Linked DNA regions of Homo sapiens: regions 2 and 3 are each linked to region 1. A link is a contact called in ENCODE Hi-C or POLR2A ChIA-PET data. All regions are on one chromosome and are shown on one strand. Each heading gives the region's core, a stretch centred on a gene start or an enhancer-like site at or near the end of the contact. The rest is flanking DNA. Distances are from core to core; before and after follow the strand shown. Region 1 holds the start of NFIA (nuclear factor I A). Region 2 overlaps NFIA (nuclear factor I A). Region 3 overlaps NFIA (nuclear factor I A).

Region 1 (3,216 bases), core at 545-3,044:
AGGGAGGGTGGGAGAGAGAATGGTTCTTGAGCATTCGGGAATTATTTTGGCAATAAAGTAACTAAAGTACAAGCATAAAATAACTTTAGACAGATGCAGAATTATTTCAGAGGTTCTCTTTTGCTCTTTCTCCAGTACAGTATTTCCTGCCCCTTGCTTTGAAAAGAAGTCTGAATGAGAGTGGCCTTAACACATCACTCACCCTCACTTGTTAACACATCACTTACCCTCACTTTCCTACAGGAATGTCCCCTCTTTAGAGACTCTCTGGTTATGTCACCTCCACCGAAGGGCAGATTCCCCTGTGTGCCAGTGTCTTTCAACATGATACCTACCTCTTTCCTTTTGGAATTTTGAGAAGGGTTGTCAAATGCAGCATTTTGCAAACCATCATGAGGAAGAGAAGTAAAATAAGGGATGGGGGCTTAGAAGAGGCAGGTAGGCTTTCCCCCCTCCGAGAGAGGAGAGCCTAGAGAGAAAATATGAGGTTAAAAAAAAAAAACTGGAAAAGCAGGCTTACTGGCAACTTGCCAAACCCTAAAAACCACCCCCCTCTTTTCTGCCAAAACAATACTTTAGCAAACCTAAAATAATTGCAGGAAGCTCTTTTCCATTTTAAGAACTATTACCTGGGGGAGGGAAAAAAGGGATTCTTAAAAGGCACCCTTCCAGAGGTGTCCCAGAAACTGGGACGGTAATGATAGCCTATGTCCAGTTCTGGGCACGCGTTTGTGGATCAGAATATCTCCCTTCCCTAAGGGGACATCCCTTTCACATATTTTTTTCCTCCTAAAAAGTAAAAGATGTCACAGCTAAACCACTGTTGTTTCTGAACGTGATAGAACTTTTTCTATGGCGTCTGTGTTCAAACCCACTAGTTTCACAGTCCTGGGAGGGATAACGCTCATTAATCTCCGCCTTCTTTTCTCCAGACCCCCGCCCCCCAAATCCGGTGAATCTTCTGTGGGCACTGATTCCTCACCACCCCCGCTTCTGAATGCCACAGGACCGAAGCTGCACAAAGTTTGCAGGATTGTGTGCATAATTACCTCTGCCGACGAATCTATTCCCACAGAAAGCTTCGCTGGAGAGATTACAATGCTTTGAGCCTTACCGCATTTCAGTGGGGGAAAAAAAGTTACCTAGGAGGTCTGATTTTTCAAAGAAATTTGCATACATGCAAATGTGCCGCCCGGCCTCCTCCTCGGTTCTCTACGTGCCCACGCGGTGGCCCGGGGGGTGCGGGGCAACCTGGCAAAGTTGCCCAAGTCCTCCACCGAGGTCCGCGGAGGTCTGCAGCGGGGGTGGGGGGATGGGGACGAGGAAAAGTAGTTTTGTTTGCTTAAGCACATCCTGTGGCAGCCTATAGCTGCCCGGGAGTACAGACTGTAACTGCTCCTCACTGCGTTACCCAGTAATGCGCTGATCGGGGGAGGGGGCGGGGGGGCCGGGGAGCGAGCGGGAGAGCGAGCAAGCGAGCGAGCAAGGAGCGAGCCACGGAGAGAGCCGGGGAGCGAGCGAGCCAGCCTGCGAGCGCGAGCGGCCGCGGAGGCTCGGGACCCGGCTGGCCGCGCGGCGCCGCAGCCGCCCCCTCCCCCACACCCCCTCCCCCCCGCGGCGGCGGCGCGAGCGGGCGGCGGCTGTGCGGTGCGGTGCAGAGCGGAGGCGGAGGCGGGCGCGCGGGCAGCTCGCGGGCACCCGGCCGGGCCGGCGCGGGAGCGGGAAAGGGTGCGCTATGCCTTTAACACCCGCGTACAGTAGGCATGTATAGTGGAGTGTAGGGAAACTCTAGGCGGGGTTAAAGTTCAGCTCATGGAGCGGCAATAGCGCTGGCTGGCTGGCTGCAGTTGAGCCGACTTGGAAATGTGAACGCAAGAAGCAGGCTTGATTTTTTTTTCTCCCCCCTTCTCTCTCTCTCTCTCTCTCTCTCTTCCTCTCTCCCTCTTTCTCCTCTCTCACCCACACTCACGCACACCTCCAAACCGCACACCCAGACGCACACGCATACCCCAGCGCCCGGCAGTTATGTATTCTCCGCTCTGTCTCACCCAGGTAAGCCGCGGCGTGGATGCGGAGGGCTTGGGGGCCGGGGCGCCGGGGGCAGGGCTGGGGCTGGGTGGGGGGCACCGGGGCCGTCGCTCCGGCCGGGCCCAGGGCGTGCGTCTCGGTGTGTGTCTGTGTCTGCGCGTGTTTCTGTGTGTGTGCGCGCGTGTGCCCGCGGGTGGGGGGGGGGATCCCGCTTAAAGAAAGTAACTTTGTTTCCATGCGGGTGCATTCCTCTTGCACGGCCATTTGTGTGGGCACATGGCTAATGGCGCCCTCTTATTAATGCGTTAATTAATATCGGGGCGACGGACTGCGGAACAGCAGTGTTTTCGGACACCCCGCACGTGTTTCGGCGGGGTTGCAGTCCATGACACGCAGAAATCTGGCTCAGCGTTTCTGCTGCCGGGAGCAGGGATTCCGTAGTGCCGCAGCGCCCGGGGAGGGGGCCGCCGACGGAGCCCACCGCTCACCCCGCACGCTCGGGCCGGCTGCAGTCCTCGGGTGCGGGGAGACCTCGGGTGCCTGCGCCCAACGGCCCGCTCCCCGCAGCCTGCGCTGCCGCAGCCCCCCGCCGTCTTCCCGAACTCTTACTTTTGTTTATTGTTTGTCAGCCTTCGGGGTCCGGCCGCGGAAAGGACGCGGGCTCCCGTCCCGGCCCCGGCCCGGACAGCGCCCCTCGGACGCGGGCAGGCTGCGGCTAGCCCTCGGCTGAGCGGGGCTACGTGGACGCGCGTTCCCCCGCGCCGGCCGGGTGGAGCCTGCGTCCTCGCCGCGCGCCGGTGGCCCGTTGGCTCTCCCGGAGTGAAAGTTTCGGGGCCGAGACGAGCCCACGTTGTGCAGGGCGCCGAACGCCGGAGGCCGCGGGCCGCGGGCCGGGTAGCGCCGGGCAGAGTTGGGCTCCTAGCCGGGAGCCGGAGCGGCGGCCCGGGCCGGACACGGCTCCCCCCGCCGCCGCCGCCGCCACCACCACCACCGCCACCGCGCGACTCCGGCCGCTCCGCGCGCAGGACGGGGGCAACTTTTCCCCTCCGACTCAACTCAGAGCATGGGGCTCTTGCGCCCCACCGCCTCTCCTTTCCGTGCCCCCCTGTCCATTCCTCCCTTGTCTACCCACCCCCAGGCAAAATATTGCTACTTCGAGACTTCAAATCCGGTCCCCTTTGAATATGT
Region 2 (3,667 bases), core at 1,129-3,628, 260 kb after region 1:
AAAGGTTAAAACTATTTTCATGTAAACCAAAGCAAGTAAGATACTTAATTAATTTTTTTTCCTGGATTTGTTTTTAGGTGTGAGTTTGTTTTTAATTAACAGACTTTATTCTTTTTTAGGGCAGTTTTTTAGGTTTACAGTTTTAGGTTAACAGAAAGTACAGAAGTCCCGTATACCCCTCCTCCAAAACAGTTTCCCCTATTGTTAACATCGTTTGTTAGTGTGGTACATTTGTTAAAATTCATGAGCCAGTATTGACGCATAATTAATAATTAAAGTCCACAGTTTACCTTAGGGTTCACTCTTGTACATTCTGTGGGTTTTGACAAATGCATAGTGATGGGTAGCTACTATTATGGTATCATATGGAATAGTTTTACTGCCCTAAATATCTCCTGTTCTCCACCTATTCATTACCTCCCACTCCCCACCACTGATCTTTTTACTCTCTCCATAGTTATGCCTTTCACTTAGATGTTTTTGATGGTCTCAGTGTCCTACAATCTCTGACTGTTTTGCAGATTTCTTCTTAACCTTCTGTTATCTATCCCAGCCCCATCCAGTCCCCTGCAATTATACCTAATTATGACTACTTACATGGGCTGAAAATTTCACAGTCATCATTAATGATGGCTTAGGTTGAGATTTTTCTCCCTTTCTGGATCTTTAGTATTCGATTTTTAAATTTGCTAATACAAATATTTACTTACACTAGGTTTCCAGTTAGTTTTTGTTTTTCATTTTCTTCCTTTTAAATGTAAGAGAGGAGGGAGGTGCTATTTCAGTATTTCCTCATGTGGATTCACTGAAATAACTATGTCCTAAGTGTGTTGTTTTTAATAGCGTTACTACCAAGGTGGCAATGGCAGAGAAACTCAGGAGAAAGCTGCTGGCTTAGCCTCACAAATTCAGAGGTGAGGGATGAGGCAACAAGGATGCTTGCCATTGAATTATACTGATCAGATACATGAACCTGTTGGAATCAGGGACTCCTGCTGGCCAACTGAAGCTGCAATCTTCCGTGAACTCCCCTTTCCTCCTTGCCTCCTGCCTACCACCTTTTAATTTTTTTTTTCATTATCATCTAAAGTCCACGAAAGGCAAGAATGGAAAGTTCTGCTTCCATGGCAAAGAAAATACTGTAGCATAAAAATCTATATTTGTTCTCTTGCTAGTTTTTCCCCCATGTGGTAGGACCATCTGAAAGTAGCTCAATTATTTATTGCCTTGTTCCAGGGGAGGAGGAAAATACAGACCACTAGATGCTGTGCCAGAGAGAGAGAGAGAAGTATTCTCTGCTTTGGGGAAGGGGGTTTTACAAGTGTTAACAATGTGGTTCAGAATCACTAAAGTTGTTTTAGCATAATACTATGAGGAAAGAGACAAGAACCATCTGTTGAAATGGCTCTTACATGATGCTGCATTTTCAAACAAAGCCTTCTCAAGGCATTTTTAGATTGGTCTCTTTCCCTTGAAGTTGCTACAAAGAGAGCCCACTCTACTAGCTGCTAAGTGATGCTGCTTAGATAGCTCTCTCTGTCAGCACCCACTCTTTTGTTTATTTTGCGCTAGTGTTTTCCTCAAAGTATGAGTGCTAAGGCTGTCAAATATCACTCCTGGTAGGAACCCAGAAAGTTCTCCTGAAAAATCCACTACTTCTGCCCATTTCCTTCCAAATTGCTGACTCTATTTTACTTGAAGTTGGTGGAGTGACTTCGAAACCCTAACTACTTCACTGGGAAAGAGGAAAACCGCAAATACACACAGGCCATTGTGACTCTGGCCTGGTGGGCTCTAATTTTCTAGCGGCGGTTTGTACACCCAAGCCGGCTGCAAGGGTTAAGTAAACTTCGTGGCTAAGGATGACTTCATGGCCCTGGAATTTTGAAAAGCCAGGATTCTCAGTACACTGTGGCCAGCCTTAGAGTCTTTGGGTGTGAAAACCACTCTCAGTTACCCGGACTGATTTTTGGTTCCTGTTGCAGTGCTGCAGAATCTATTAAAATCCGGCAGCTGAATTGTCCTGGCTCTGCCACAAAGCTCAGCTGCCGGGTCCACTACAGGATTCCTGAGTTGTTTGTCAATGGAGAGTGGGAGTGAATGGAACCAGGCATATGCCTCAGCCTGGCATGAGGTGGCACCCTAGTGGCTGTTTTCTGCCTTAGAAATGTGCGCTCTTTCTATATTTTCACACAGGAATTGTCATTAACATCCAAATTGCAGTTCATTTCTAAAGTTCTTTTTGAAGTCTCTGGGTCCTTGTTACGTTTTCAAGTACCCATATTCAGATGCTTAGATTTTCAGGCTAGTAATTTAGTAAGAACTATTGGCAATATTCTAACCTGACATGGTGGAACTTCTAAGACAGAATGAACTCGGCTACAAGGCACAACAAGAAAACGAAACTCTTGGGTAGGAACAAGCCCAAACTTGAAAATACAAAATGTTCTTGCACAGAAGGACTAATGAGGAAATGGGTGTAGGATAAGAAATTCCAGACATCCAGTCATTTGGGGTGCCATTTAAACATTCGCAGTACTTTAGATCTTAATTAAAGTGGGATAGATTTAAAACTTTCTTTCTAAACTAGTGGCCTGTTGGTTTTCCTGTGTTAAGTAACACGATAGCTGTGATCATTGCATGGAAATTAATTTTTAAAATAGCTTATATTCTTAAGCAAGATCTTCTTTCAAAAGAAACCATTTGGGCTCGAGCATTAAAGGAAGAAACAAAAAGAATATAATAAAAAATAGATTGCAGCCCTAGCATGAACAGTTGCCGTGACCTTGCCTTTTGTTTGCCATTACACAATTCAATGGCAGTCTACTCAAACTATGTGCTCGATCAATATCCTATTAAAGCAGCACAAAAAGTCTCCATAAACTTAGTGGTTAGCTATGTTTATAAATGGAACTCGGCATAATTGGATGGTCAATAGCAGGCTCTACTAGTAATTTTAAAATGAACGTCACACATTTTATATCTGTAGAAGTCAATGGCACCTCTTCTAGAGTGAAGGTAGAGTGTGGAGCAGACAAAAGAGTGGGTGGCCCTTTAAAAAAATCATAATGTCTATTTCCAAATGTAGTTTTTAAAGAAAATCTAAGTTATGGAAGAGAAAATTCTGATTGGCCCCTATATATTTTTATTTTGCCTATCTGAACCACCTTCTTCTGAATATATTATGACTTTGCAAATGTTACATTTTCTAGTTTTAATCAACCCCTCATAGAGAGGTAAAATAATAAATATTGCCATACTCGTAGGAAGAAAAATAACAGTCTGGCTGGCTTAATTCAGCCAGCTTCCTCTACTATAATTCAATAAATTTTCAAAATAAATATTGAAATTGAATTAGTTCAGGAGGATGTTTTGTTGTATGATTTTTTCCTTTTAATTTTCTTGACATGTTTGGGGTGAATATTTGGGTAGTAAAGCTGGCAGCAAGTGCAATGGACTGGTAGTAATAGAAATTGTCGTCAAACTACGCTTTCTTCTGAATCCTAGCTCACAGTATGGGTGGCCAAGCTTGATTTTTTTCCTATCCTACCCTCCTCACCTAATGAAGCCATGTAAGGTGAGAGTATCCCCACCCTTAGACTGACTCTGTCCTCAGCCGACTCAGCCCTATGAATTAAAAGGTGCATATACCTTGTGTTCGATATGT
Region 3 (3,374 bases), core at 795-3,294, 350 kb after region 1:
TGGAAAAAGGAGTTGTGAGTTGGTGGACAGAACTGACAGGAACTAGATCAAAAGTTGATGATAGCCATGCATGGAACTTAGAAAACCATAGTGCCAAGTGCAGAAATGCCATCAACATTTCTAGCTTTTAGGTGGGTCTCCATAACAATGCTTCTGATCAGTGACATTCCAGGGTACTAAGGGAAATGTACTGGGTACTCACCAGGTTTCTCTGGGGGAACAGGAGGAAAAGTCATGATTCAAGGAGTAGGACAGACCTGTTCTGACATCCTGGCTGTGCCATTTATCTCAGTGATCTTGTGTATCTTACCCTTTAAAATTCAGCTTCCTCATCTGTGAAATGAAGGCAATAATAGTATCTACCTCATAGAAGAAACCCCAATTAAGTGTGGTTTAAGCCAGTCAGGATTATTTTCCTCCCGTAACAAGAAATCTGTGAGTGAGTGGTTGTTGGCATTGTTTCAGCGCTGCACGAGGCCAACAGGAACCCATGCCGTTCCTAACATTCTGCTCTGTCTTCCTCAGTATGCTGCCTCTTCAGCCTCATGCTTAGAGCCTCTGACGGCAAGATGGCTGCTGCAGCTCCAAATAGCATAGTCATATCATACCTTATTTTTCCTCTAATATCAGGGAAAAGGCCCTGCTATTCCTCCTGTGCACCCTGCTAGCAAATTTCTTTGTAGGTCTCATTGGCTAAATCTGGGTCACATTTTAATCTCTAGCTGCAAAGGATGCTGAGAAAACCAGCAGAAGATTATCTTGATTGGCTCAAATCATGACCGTCACCTAGGACCAGTCACATTTGCCTCTCTAAGCAAAATTGTCCCAAGGAAGAAGGCGCAATAGGTAGTGGATAGACTGTTAATAGGATCTGCCATATTCTTTTTTCCTATTCCCTGATAGGTTTCATGCACTTTTCAACTCCAGTAGTTGCACTTGACCCTCTTGTCTCTGAATGCTTGGCTTATTATTCTGCCTTTCCTCCACACACTCCCTATGTGTTTAGGAGATGTAGATGCTATGTGCGTGACTGTGCAGAGGTCATTTCTTTTCAGCCTCTGTTTGAGGTCCAGGATTTGGGCAGAAGTCCTGGCGTTTTGTGCAGACCTGCTCCCATGGGGCTGGGTCACCGTGTGCTGGTTAAACATGGACTCTGAAAAGGCTGAGTTGGAGGATATGTGCCTTTGTGGTTGCAGGGGAGCTCTGTGAAACAGTGCCCCCTGGGTGCCCTCCAGAGTGCTTACCAAACAGGCAGCAATAGGTTCTGGGTTTCTCTTTTATGACTTGGAACCAGATGCTTCCTTTGCAAAGGAAAAGAGCCTGGTTTTGCAGAGCTTGAGTCAACACAAGTTCAGAGAACAGGAAAATGAGTTGACTGGCCCTGCTGCATGAACTTTGAGGAGAGAACTCAATACAGGTGGTGTTCTCGCTGTCCACAAAGTCCTTGCTTGTGAAAATCCTATGCCCAAGAAATTGGCCTTACCGAATATTTCTACACTCTAAATAATGACTGTTCACATGAGGAAAGGATTCAGCATTAGGAATCCTTTTGGACCTAGGCTTTCCCAGGGCTTCTAATGAGTCTAAGGCCTTGAAAGTTCCACTGACACACACAGTTTCAAGCCCAGAGCTTGCTGTCTAATGTGAGATCCATCGAAGATCTCACGTGAGGTCTCAGTGATTCTTCCTGCCACTTTTCTCACACCCACCTGCTTACCTTCCTGTTTGTTTATTGAGGACTTAGGCACATTCTTTGATCTGTGCCCTGTCTTTTTGGGATATAGCCTTTCTATTGAGTCTGTTCATTGAGTTACATTCCACAGCACACACCTCCCCCAAAATATTTGCATGAGAATTTTTCTTAAGGTCTCACATTGCTTCCTTTACAGCAGAGATGAAATAACTTAGCACTTCTAATTGGCTTTTCACTTTCCAAACGCTTTACACATTTAACTAATGAGTCACATGAGCTTGTGATAAGCCGGATCCCTTGTCTTGGAGCAGGGACACTGGGTTAGGACAGGCTGTTCTGGCCCTGTGTTTCTCACCCTCAACACCCTCCTTCCTCAGAGTCTGAATGTGTTGAGATAATGGGGATGCCACCAGGCACAGTTGTTCTCAGCACAGGGCAACCTCGGACCCTCACAGTGCTGCCTTAATAATGTGGGAAGCACCCTTTGCTGCCCTCCAGGGCTGGACTATGCTGCATATCTCCTGTTGCCTTGACTAGTGAAGGGAAGCATAAGGCCAGCCCTCATGACATACAGCTTCTGCCCCTCTCAAGCGCAGTCTTCCTTCCATTGGTCCCTGGCAGTGTGTCTGTGCATATATGGGGAAGGAGTGGTACTAGGGGGATAGAAGAATAACATAGTAGGTCTAATAAGGGAACTGACCATAGGAGGGACCTATGGTCTTGGTACACAGAGAAACCCTGGACTAGGAGTTTTTCTACATCTTGGTACACAGAGAAACCCTGGACTAGGAGTCAAAATACCTGGATTCCTAGCTCATCTCTCCCACCCGCCAGCTGCATGATTGATCTTAGAGAGGAGAAAGAAGCCAGAATTTATTGAGCACCTACTATGTTCCTGGCACCATACTAAGCTGGAAGGGAGGCTAAAGATGTACATTATTCAATCCCTGCCGTACATAGCTCACAGAAAGAAAAGTAAATAAACTAAGATGTGATCGATGAAGTAATTGAAATAGGTATAATCCATACAGAAGAGTCAGTAACTAACTCTGGGGAGAAGCATGGAGCTCATGGAAGATATGCCAGAGGAGAAGACACATGAGTGGTTTTGAAGGAGACAGATATACTTGGTGGGGAGAACATTCCAGACCAGGCAGGAGGAACAGTGCATGCAAAGGAACAGCAGTGTGTGTCTGAAGAACCCTATTCTGTTTGGTGTATCTGTCAGTTTACAGTAGACGGCAGAAACATTAGATCAGAGTCTAGTCGTGAATAAATACATACCTTTTTCCAAGGGTAGTAAAGCACTTGGACTTTATTCTGTGGGAGATGGGAAGCAGGTGATGGGCACAGTGGGATCTCTATATGTGAAGAAACCTCTGCCTTGCTTGGTTCAATCCTCCTGAGATACAGGATTTTATAGGCAATAGTAGCATTGAGACCTGTGGTCATGAGGTACCTTCCTCTTCTGGGCAGCATAATGTAGTGGAAAAAATAGAAGCTTTGGAGGGAGACAGACCTGAGTTTGATCTCAGTATGTGACCTTGGAATAATTTTTAGCCTTTCTGACCCTCAGATGTCACATCTATAAAATTATAAATGAATGCCTGCATTCCACTTAGAGTTATGTAAAGACTCAGTCTAGTTAGGATGAAAAGCCCTCAGCACCCTGCCCAGCCAG

Evidence for each region. A loop is a pair of places that touch in the nucleus more often than their neighbours do. ChIA-PET counts read pairs that join two places held with the same protein, here RNA polymerase II (POLR2A). Pooled maps may share reads with other maps.
Region 2: a map of heart left ventricle shows a loop between it and region 1 (8-fold over the local background). The contact joins the enhancer-like site here to the promoter of NFIA in region 1. A Hi-C loop is called at or near these places in 53 of 168 maps with a recorded cell type or tissue (A673, Calu3, GM12878 and 31 more), 13 of 37 single-sample maps with no recorded cell type and 40 of 50 pooled maps. POLR2A ChIA-PET finds 5 or more read pairs at or near these places in 9 of 52 experiments (HepG2, IMR-90, MCF 10A and 6 more).
Region 3: a map of heart right ventricle shows a loop between it and region 1 (2.2-fold over the local background). The contact joins the enhancer-like site here to the promoter of NFIA in region 1. A Hi-C loop is called at or near these places in 3 of 168 maps with a recorded cell type or tissue (ascending aorta, endothelial cell of umbilical vein and heart right ventricle) and 7 of 50 pooled maps. POLR2A ChIA-PET finds 5 or more read pairs at or near these places in 3 of 52 experiments (HEK293, activated CD4-positive, alpha-beta T cell and activated T-cell).

What each region holds. Positions count from the first base shown.
Region 1 is chr1:61,080,767-61,083,982 of GRCh38, forward strand. It overlaps NFIA (nuclear factor I A), which reads left to right and starts at 1,795. Exons shown (of 11, transcript NM_001134673.4): 1 at 1,795-2,052. The coding sequence starts at 2,026. RefSeq lists a silencer at 1,071-1,365.
Region 2 is chr1:61,336,258-61,339,924 of GRCh38, forward strand. All of the region lies in intron 4 of NFIA (nuclear factor I A), which reads left to right. Among named protein-coding and RNA genes, the nearest start is that of NFIA-AS1, 85 kb to the left of the region's middle. Within about 2 kb of position 2,379, at least 32 of the 41 ENCODE cell types and tissues checked have a DNase peak (open chromatin) inside an H3K27ac peak, as active enhancers do; they include A673, IMR-90, PC-3 and 16 more, where a contact is called at or near this core.
Region 3 is chr1:61,434,950-61,438,323 of GRCh38, forward strand. All of the region lies in intron 10 of NFIA (nuclear factor I A), which reads left to right. Among named protein-coding and RNA genes, the nearest start is that of NFIA-AS1, 180 kb to the left of the region's middle. RefSeq lists an enhancer at 1,642-2,143. Within about 2 kb of position 2,045, at least 4 of the 41 ENCODE cell types and tissues checked have a DNase peak (open chromatin) inside an H3K27ac peak, as active enhancers do; they include ascending aorta and endothelial cell of umbilical vein, where a contact is called at or near this core.